Regions from separate parts of the Homo sapiens genome. Here region 2 is linked to region 1. Evidence: read pairs that join two places in POLR2A ChIA-PET (ENCODE). Cell type or tissue: K562. All regions are shown on one strand.

What was found. ChIA-PET counts read pairs that join two places held together with the same protein. Peaks named below come from ENCODE experiments on the same cell type or tissue, not always from the same donor. Only the 100,000 strongest peaks of a DNase experiment are listed, where the experiment ranks them.
Region 2: POLR2A ChIA-PET joins it to region 1 with 5 read pairs; 18 of 35 experiments call an interaction of 5 or more read pairs at or near these places.

Annotation. Positions count from the first base shown.
Region 1 is chr15:63,198,575-63,203,574 of GRCh38, reverse strand. All of the region lies in intron 1 of RAB8B (RAB8B, member RAS oncogene family), which reads right to left. Among named protein-coding and RNA genes, the nearest start is that of RAB8B, 11 kb to the right of the region's middle. In K562, no CTCF peak of the experiment used is centred here; a DNase peak (open chromatin) is centred at 2,554.
Region 2 is chr15:63,278,755-63,283,754 of GRCh38, reverse strand. It overlaps APH1B (aph-1B gamma-secretase subunit), which reads right to left. Exons shown (of 6, transcript NM_031301.4): 2 at 4,424-4,594. Among named protein-coding and RNA genes, the nearest start is that of APH1B, 3.6 kb to the right of the region's middle. In K562, no CTCF peak of the experiment used is centred here; no DNase peak of the experiment used is centred here.

The sequences.
Region 1 (5,000 bases):
AAAGATTACCAAGGTTCTTACAGCTGTCTGGACCTACCCTCAGTGAACTAGGGGCTGATTTCATTCATATGCATTTACACACTTTTTGTGTGTGCTTTCCATGTGACAAACACATCATACACACAGTAACAGCATTCAATTCTCAAAAAATAAAAGTCCTACAAGGGAGTTTCTATCCTTCTTATAATAAAGAAAATGACTGAATAATTTGCCCAAGGCTTTCAAACAGGAATTTGAACTTTGGAGTTTCTATCTCAAAAGCCCAAGTTCTTTTAGCTACACCATTATTTTGAGTTCTTATGTCTACTTTTTCCATTTTGTCAGTAAGTCCATTGGTTATAACTTAGGATCAGAGTTTGGACAGAGACTTTACAGTGTATCTAGGACAACATTTCCTTTTCATACACGAAGAAATAAAAGCCCAGGAAGTTTACTGTTGACATGTCTGAAGTCACATAATGAATGTCTTCCATAGTCCCACACTGCCAATTTTTCCTCTCCGATGTTGGTGGCCTGCCTCCAAGAGGCCCTCAGCCCTGCTCCTAATCTTTTTGGGCCATAGAGAAACCAATGACCACTGCATAAATCAAGACTATAAAGGCTAAGAGAGGGCTCAGAGACTTCCCTATGAGGCAAGCTCATGCGTTTTAGCAAGTGGACTTCGTTATATAAAAAGCTGAGTTGCTCGGGTTTCTCTGCTTTCTGGATCACAGAGGCATTATGGAGACTTAAACAAATCAGGTGTTCATCTAGTTTACAATGCTACTGTGTCTGCGAGGAAAACTTTGCCAAACAAGGTTTTTACAAACAAAAGCTAGAATAGACACAATTTCACCTTCAAATAAAAGGACAGGCTGACATGAAGTTTAAACTTAAATTGCCAAAGGAAGGAAGCTCACAATTAAGGTAGCTGTTCCTAGCACTTAGTAGTCTAAGGCCAACAGCATACAAGCATAACAAACCAACAGTCCCCATGTGGACAGACAACACTGAGATTTCTGATACAATTAGTTTCCTTTTCACGAAAGAGTCAGATTCATAATTAAACTCTGTCCCCTCCTGTTCCCATTCTGCTGCACACATATTTGATTGCTTCCTAAGGGCCTGAGTTAGAAACCGGGAGACCCAAACCACAAGTCCACTGACCTCTGGGGGCCAAGAGGGAACTTGATGCATGTTTGCATTAGCTATTACTCAGGCTTGTCCAAGGAGAGGTTGATTTCATCTTCCCACTCAACATACTTTTCAAGGGTTTGTTGGTCAGTTTTAATAGTTCTTTTTTTTCTTTTTTCTTTTTGAGACGGAGTCTCGCTCTGTCGCCCTGGCTGGAGTGCAGTGGCGCGATCTCGGCTCACTGCAAGCTCTGCCTCCCGGGTTCACGCCATTCTCCTCCCTCAGCCTCCCAAGTAGCTGGGACTACAGGTGCCTGCCACCACGCCCAGCTAATTTTTTGTATTTTTTTTTTTTTTTTTTTTTTTTTTTTTTAGTAGAGACGGGGTTTCACCGTGTTAGCCAGGATGGTCTCGATCTCCTGACCTTGTGGATCCGCCCGCCTCGGCCTCCCAAAGTGCTGGGATTACAGGTGTGAGCCACCGCGCCCGGCCAATAGTTATTATAGACCACTGAAAGGGGCTGGTCCTATGGGTAAGTGCCCAACACACAGAGTCCTGTGGAAAACTCCAGCACCTGTTTTGAGAGGAAGAGGTTGTTGCAGCTAGAGTACAGTCCAGAACTGAAGTGCGAGGCTCACGTGTTGGCCCCTCTAGCTTCTTACTTGATTAATCAGTCAACTACCCTCTCAGAACTTTAGATTCCTTGTCTACAACAAGGAGATATCTATCTCCTTCTACCTTATATGATTATTGAGTAGTTTACATAAAGTAATAACATAAGTGAAAGTACTTTGTAAACGGCAAAGGTCCAAGTGAAGGGAATGGGCAAATGATGTTGTTTCTTAACGTCCTAATTGGCCTCCCCATATATGATCCTACAGTGGCTCCCTACTGCTCTAGGATAAAGTCCAGACTCTTGAATAAGGTTAGAAGCTCTTCTGCCCTCTAATGACCCAACTTCACCTCTTGTCACATCCCCCACTTACCTGAGGCTTCAGCCAAACAAGATGTCTTCAAGTTCCTCCTTCAAGGGCTATGCTATCTCTCTGGAGGGCAGGAGTGGCTCTGCCCAGAGAGCCTCCCTTCCTTACTCTCTTCCATTCTACCCAACTAACTCCTCCTTTGGGGTCCAATCTGAGCTGAGATATAATTCCCTCCTAGAGCCCTTCCTCGACCTCTCCTCTGCACACTTTCATAACACGGAGATTTACTCCTTTGTAGCCTTTTTCATCATTGTGTTAAAATTGCCTGGGTATTCATTAACTCTTTCCCGTTTCAAAATTTTGCAGACCAAAAAGTGTTGAATGAGTGAATTTAGTGAAAGTGATAATGACCTAATGTTTGGCATGAGTAGCTGACTGACAAACCAATATAGTACCCCCACCCCCAACTTCAAAAGCAAGGAGGAAAGAGGTTCTTGGAAATCTAGTTAAAACCTCACCCACCCCCAGCCACTCCCTTTTAACCCCAAAGCAAAAGGCTAATCAAGGGCCGAATATATACTTGCATCCCAGATCTCCTAGTCTAATTCCTTCCTTTTCTCCCACAAAATGTTGACTACGCCCAGACTGTATGCCAAACCATCAGTGTCTTTTCATAGCAAGAGAAATGAAGGCAGATGGGGTGTAAGAGAAAATAGATTTGAAATTAAAAAACAAATGCTCAATGTCAGGCTTTGTGTGACCTTGGGCAACCCCGATGCCTCTAGGCCTCAGGCCCACCATCTGTCAAATGGAAATTTAGCACCAGCAAAGGGCTTCCTATTATTTTAGACTATTTTTCACCTATCTCACCATGAGGTTTTTTTTTTTTTTGTCTTGTCATGCTTTTTCTTTTTGTGGTGTTGAGTGTCTCACTATGTTGCCTAGGCTGGTCTTGAACTCCTGGGTACAAGGGATACTCCCTCCTTGGCCTCCCAAAGTGCTGGGATTGCATGCGTGAGCCACTGCACCTAGCCTCACCATGTTTTACAGGAAGTAAATGAGACTATTTGAAAATACTTTATACATTTCTTCTCAAAGAAATACTTTTACAATTTTCAATAAGTTATCTTTCTGGTGATATTTAGCTTTATTACTCAAACCAAAACATTTTAAAGAATAGGATTCAAAAACATTAAGCAATCTCTTTAGTACAACAAAGATTTTAGCCAATTTACAAGATCAATACAGGCTTGTTTGAATTAACTAATGCTACTTCTTCTTCTGTCTTCATGTCATCAAAACACTAGTGTCTACCAGTGCAAAGAATCCTCATCCACAATCATTAACTGAAGAAAGAAAAGGACAAACCCTTTTATAGACACTGTTTGATTTCACAGACTCACAGAATGCTGCAGCCAGAAGAGACCTGAAGACCATCGAGGCCTGCACTCACCCTTCATGATCAGAAAAGTCTAGTCTGATGTTTTCAGGAGGGGTTTGTGCCATGAATAATTCAAAACACAAACCAATTGTTTGTCACAGCCCTACGTACTTTTTAAAATAAGAATTAAGAGATAACTTGAACAAAAAACGGTAAATCATATAATAAGATCACAACATAAATGTAAAATGTAATAGTGCTTATCAAAGTTGAAGGCTGGCCGGGGGCAGTGGCTCACACCTGTAATCCTAGCACTTTGGGAGGTTGAGGCGGGCAGATCACTTGAGCTCAGGATTCAAGACCAACCTGGGCAACAGGTGAAGCCAAGTTTCTACAAAAAATACAAAAATTGGCTGGGCGTGGTAGTGCACAGGAGGCCACTAATTCCAGACTGATGACAAAGTCTCAAAAAAAGCCCACAAAGAAACAAAAAACAAACAAAAAAAACCCAAAGTTGAACGCTGAAGGGCCAAAATAAAGACATAACTCTGATGATATTATATATATTTATATATGCATGTTTTTCAACTTAATTATAATGGAATTTTGTGCATGTTAAAGAAATTATTTCACTTTTCCCACAAATTTTTCATCCTTCTATAAGGTTGGAAATTTTCAAAATGATGTAGACAAAATAGGGAATGCAACAACTCAAATTTGTTTGTGGACAACACCCTGGTCTGTGTTCATTACTGGCTATGGCAGAGAGAGGCACCAATTTTTTAAAAATTATCTAGTTCTAAACAATGTAAGAGAAAAATCGAAGTCAAAGGTCACTATTAATTCTCAAACTATTTTACAGAGACATTTCTAACTCTTTATCCAATAGTTTACTCCAATTGCTAACAAAAGCAAAAAGAGACTGAACCAAGTAGCCAAAGAGATAGGGGAAGGGAAATGTTTTCATTTTTCTCTTCCCAACCCAATCCCCTCTCTCTAAATCTTGGTATGGGTGAGGTGCTAACAGACAGTGAAACAAGAAAGTGGTTGGAGTCATTCCAAAAGGGGAACAGTTGACTCTCAATAAAGAATTGTTTTCCATGCTGTATCAAGATTTTACTCAGAGATATTTAGAAGAGAAAAAGTAAACGATTCCTTGTTGAAAACCATAAAAAACTATCACATCCAAATTCATAAGCAATAAACAAATTACAGAAGGGTTAGTCACTGACATCTCCCAACACAAACTCTTTTTTTTGTAATGGATTTTGTGTATTCGTATGTATGTGTGCATAAGGAGATTAGAGTATGCTGCAATATCCATTCCAGATAAACAAATATTGCATAAGAAACGAATTTACAATTCAACTTTTAATAGATTATCCAATACTTCACATTAAAACTTGACCATATATCTTCAGAGTTGTCCTTCCACTTTATACATCAGGATAACATCTATGATTTATTAAAATAATTACCGCCAAGTTCTTCACCAAAATATGCAAAATTATAATGTGATATGGGAAGCCACGCCAGTCCTAGCTTTGCCAGCAGAAGGCCGTGCAATACTACACGTTGCTTAAC
Region 2 (5,000 bases), 80 kb before region 1:
TCTCAAATACATACACCTAAACCACAAGCAACTAAAGAAAAAGTAAACAGATGAACCTCACCAAAATTAAAAACTTTGATGCTACAAAGGACACTATCAAGAAAGTGAAGAGACAACACAGATGGGAGAAAATATTTGCAAATCATATTTGAAAAAGGACTTATATCTACAGAACTCTTACAACTCAATAATAAAAAGACAAATAATCAATTTAAGAGATAAATTGTCTGGGCATGGTGGCTCACACCTGTAATACCAGCATTTTGGGTGGCTGAGGTGGGCGGGTCGCTTGAGCTCAGGAGTTTGAGACCAGCCTGGGCAACATAAGGAGCCTATGTCTCTACCAAAAAAATACAAGTTAGCTGGGTGTGGTGGCACGCACTTATAGTCTTAGCTACTCAGGAGGCTGAGGGTGGGAGGATTGCTTGAGCCCCGGAGGCGGAAGTTGCAGTGAGCCATGATTGCGCCACTGCACTCTAGCCTGGGTGACAGAGCGAGACTGTGTCAATCAGTGAATCAATCAAAGATTTTAGCTATTTGATACAACAAAGTACTACTATCACAAATATATTAAATAAATAAACTAAAAAGTTTAATAAGCTTCCTAATTCTACGTTATGGAAGTACGTGGGAGGAAAACTAACAGCACTAAGAGTTCTCAATGTCAACATCAGGAAGTGAGAAAGTACAAAACATCATCAGTTTCTGGGTTCACGTCCATCTTACTGAAGTGGAAAATTCTTTGTTTGCATTTATTATTATGTTCCCAAGAACAAAAAAAGAAACAATTCAAATTTCAAAAATATAAATTTTGAAAAACTACTGCTAAATCACACCATCTTTCTCATTTGTTCTATCCTTTTTCGAATGTGTGTGTGAGAGAGAGAAAGGAGTATGAATACAAGTTAAATACGCCATTTTCAGAATTTTTAAAAATAGACACGCTGCTTAAAAGTTGTAGCAATGGTTATCTTAATGTTTTTTCTATAAATGGAAGATTTTCTAAAATTACAAAATATTTATGGTATCAACCTTTTAAGACAAAATTGAATTAAATTACAAAAGTTTCCATCCAAACAGAAAAAATCCTAATGTCTGTTTTAGGCAACATACAGGAGTTTCAAGCAACATACAGGAGTTTCAAGCAACATAGAGTTGTCTAAACTGTATGTTTTTGGCAAAATATGATTATATTTTAAGCAACATAACTTGGATTTTAAAAAAATTACTGCAGAAAGGGCTACCACACATGCCAATTTCTCTTTATGCAAGGCTCTGCCAGGCTGAAAGTTACTATTCATTCATGTAAGAACAAGATTAGTAAGATTAAGTGATTAAGGTCTAACTCATGAAATAAAACTATTATTTATTATTAGATTGCAATGAATATTTTGATCCAATTCCATATATTTATAAAAACTGGTATAAACTCTCCACATTTTAATCTTGGCACCAAATTCTGATAGCAAAAGTCTGAGGTAGCACTTTAAATTTAAAAGTTCAAGACCTACTTTGGCAGTGGAGATAAAGTATTGATTAAACCAAACTCCCTATATTTGAATGCAATATAGAATAAGAGAGCAATGTAAATGTATCCATATAAATGTCAGTCATAAATAAAGCATTATAATAATTCTTAAATTGTTTTAATACATCTACATAACATTTAACATTTCTCAAATTTGCTGGGAAAATTTTGAATATTCTAAAGGCTCGTAAAAGATGATTTTTGCAAATGCAAACAAACGTACCTGCTAGTACAAGTCTGTCCTACCATTTGCAAATTTCCAAAGGTCCTTTCAGAAAAGCACACATGGTTTCCCTAGGAACCTAAAGAGGCTTCTCTGAACTTCCTGGCATTCGAGCCTACAGACTGACAGCTTTAATTTCTTCCTCATGTGGTCCTACTCCTTTCCTGCCCTCATTAAAAAAGTGGACACTTGCTCCTCAGTGTAAAAAGAAAATTTTAAAAATTAAAATTAAAAAAAAAAAAAGAGGAACAATAATGTGGATCTATGTTCAGCTACAGTCCTTTGGAGCCCTAAGTTAGTGCCAGGAAAATGTTGCCATTTCAGGTGGAAACCATGAAGATGCAAGGCAGTGAAGAACAGCCCATACTCATTTTGTCACGCTGATAATTCAGGTTTTAGAACATACAAGTCCTAAACTTTAAATTCTGTATTAGAAATTGTGTTTTTTTTTGTTTTTTTTTTTTTTTTTCAAAATTAGACCCATGGCATGAAAATGCATATGGGCCAATGATGTCACTGACAGGAAAACCCAGTGCAATGTGAGGCTGAGCTGTGAAGAGTACAGTGCCCAGTCAGGGGTACTACTTAGTCTGCACTGCAGAATACCATGCTGGGTTCTGAGCACAGGCAAAAACCAGGCGCTGACAAAAAGGGTCATGTCCACTGACCAAAAAGAACAAACAGCCTTTCTTTTGGAAAGGTTTGGAAGCCACAACCATGCCTGTTGAGGTCCAGGTGAAGAAATGAGGACTGTTCATTCTTGAAAGGGAGATAATTATAACCATGCAGCAGAGACTTCATTTACCTGGTACTTGAGTAAGGCAGCGGTCAGAAGGGAGTTTTTGTTTTTGCTTGTTTGTTTTTTTTTTAGACAGGGTCTGGCTCTGTCTCCCAGAATGGAGCACAGTGGTGCAATCACGGCTCACTGCAACCTCCGCCTCCTAGATTCAAGTGATCCTCCCACCTCAACCTCCCGAGGAGCTGGGACCACTATGCCCAGTTAATTTTTGTATTTGTTGTAGAGACAGGGTTTTGCCATGTTGCCCAGGCTAGTCTCGAAATCCTCAGCTCAAGCAATTGGCCTACCTTGCTTTCCCAAAATGTCAGGGTTACAGGCATGAGCCACCAAGCCCAGCAGAGGTAGATGTGGTTACCTTAATGATATTCTACAGTTAAAGCTTAAAATTGTAGAATGGTAGTAACTGCCACATACCAGAAACATTCAAACACAGCTAGATGTCCATCTGTTAGGGATGTTGTATTACCATGGAAATTTCAGTGTTACCTTTGATATTTATTTATTCCCATGTAATATTTCCAGGTACTAATGGGAATTTCATTTTTGAAACTTTTCTAAGATATGATTTTTGCTTCTAAGCAATGGCTTCCTGGATTTCAATTCCTAATTTAAATTCCTTCATTACGAAAAGGGAATTCAGTATCTGGTATTAAAAGCAAAGAGTAACAAATACAGAAAACCTAGCATATTGGCAAGAACAAGTTAACAGAAGCCTATGAAAAGAGTTGTTGTTGAGGTTCCTCTTGGTTATATCCACGAAATTCATGGACAGCCTTAATTACTTCATTTGTACAAATGAAAAAAGACAGCACATTTATCACTCTATTAAGACTTACTACATAATCAAAGCCAATTTCATGACTGCCTGAAAGGAAATATGGTTCCAAGTTCCAGCTGTGTTTCAAATCAGTGGTTTCATGTGAGGTCCTCGTGAGTCCTAGAGAAGACCTACTTTCTGGCCCAACAAGGGAACCCAAGGCATTTTTTAAAATGTGATTTTCTATTATAGATTTAAAACTACAGGAAATACCACAAAAGGAACTCCTGTTTTCCCCTACTAAAGTCAAAATAATGGAAGGCATGGTCTCCATAAGAATTATTTATCTTGGCCGGGTGTGGTGGCTCAGGCCTGTAATCCTAACACTTTGGGAGGCCAAGGTGGGCGGATCACTGGAGGTCAGGAGTTTGAAACCAGCCTGGCGAACATGGTGAAACCCTGTCTCTACTAAAATTACAAAAATTAGCCGGGCATGGTGGTGCACACCTGTAATCCCAGCTACTCGGGAGGCTGAGGCAGGAGAATCGCTTGAACCCAGGAGGCAGAGGTTGCCGTGAGCTGAGATTGCACCATTGCACTCCAGCCTGGGCAACAGGAGCGAAAACTCTGTCTCAAAAAAAAAAAAAAAAAGAATTAACTTAGGTGGTGGCAAAGAGAACATATACATTCTAAGCTGGAATGATTTCTGTAGTTGTTTTAATGCTTCCCTAGCTTGTTTGTCTCCATGACACTTACCTACTATACCAGTGTATTTCTTGTTCATTCATTTATTGTCTGTCTCTTCCTACTATAATATAAGCTCCATGAAGCCAGAGACTCTGTCTTTTAATCACTGATGTATCCCCAGTACCTAGGATAGTGTCTGGGATTGATTCTCAAGAAATATTTTTTTGAATAAAGGAAGAAAGGAAGGAAATAAGAAATTTCCACAAGATAAAAGAACACTCAAGATTTTCAGGCTGGAAATGTACCAATCTCTTGGCTTAGTACTATGTAGGAGGGCATAGATACAATACTATATTCACGTTTCAAATGACCAAATCATAACTAAAATCTAACTGGGGAAAAAAAAGGTAAGGCAGGTATTTAACTTACTTTAAGAGTTTATAATATGCAAATCGGAACATTTCTTGGATATAGACAGAGACAAACGCTCCAAAGATCAGCAGATATTTCTGTGTTGGTCCATCTTTGTTGTCAATAATGACTCTTGCCATGAACCAAACAAGGGACGAAATCAGTAGAGACACCAACCAGAAGAAAGCTCTGAAAAATACGGGAAAAAAAGTTACAAGTGAACATCAGTACAGGATTAATAATGTTTAAAAGCAGGAAAAAAAAAAAAACCTGCTTGAGAAGGAAGAGATTTCTTGACGTTTCAATAAGGAAAAGAAAGTCCTCATAAAGTGATACTCTGATCAGTTGTTCTTAACGGTGCATTTTCCTTGGTGAGACAAACGTGTCCAAGAGGAAGGCTGAGGTTTCCCAACAATTACTTTTTTCAATGACCCTGCTACTTGCAAGTACATCTGCAGACTCTATCTGCCAAGGACTATCTAGCTAGAAACTTGGTTATTTGCTACTCTTTCTAATCAATGCTCTGCCCATTGATGAGCCAAAACAAGAAAATACACAACCCTGATTACTGCAATTTTCATATTCTTAAAACTTA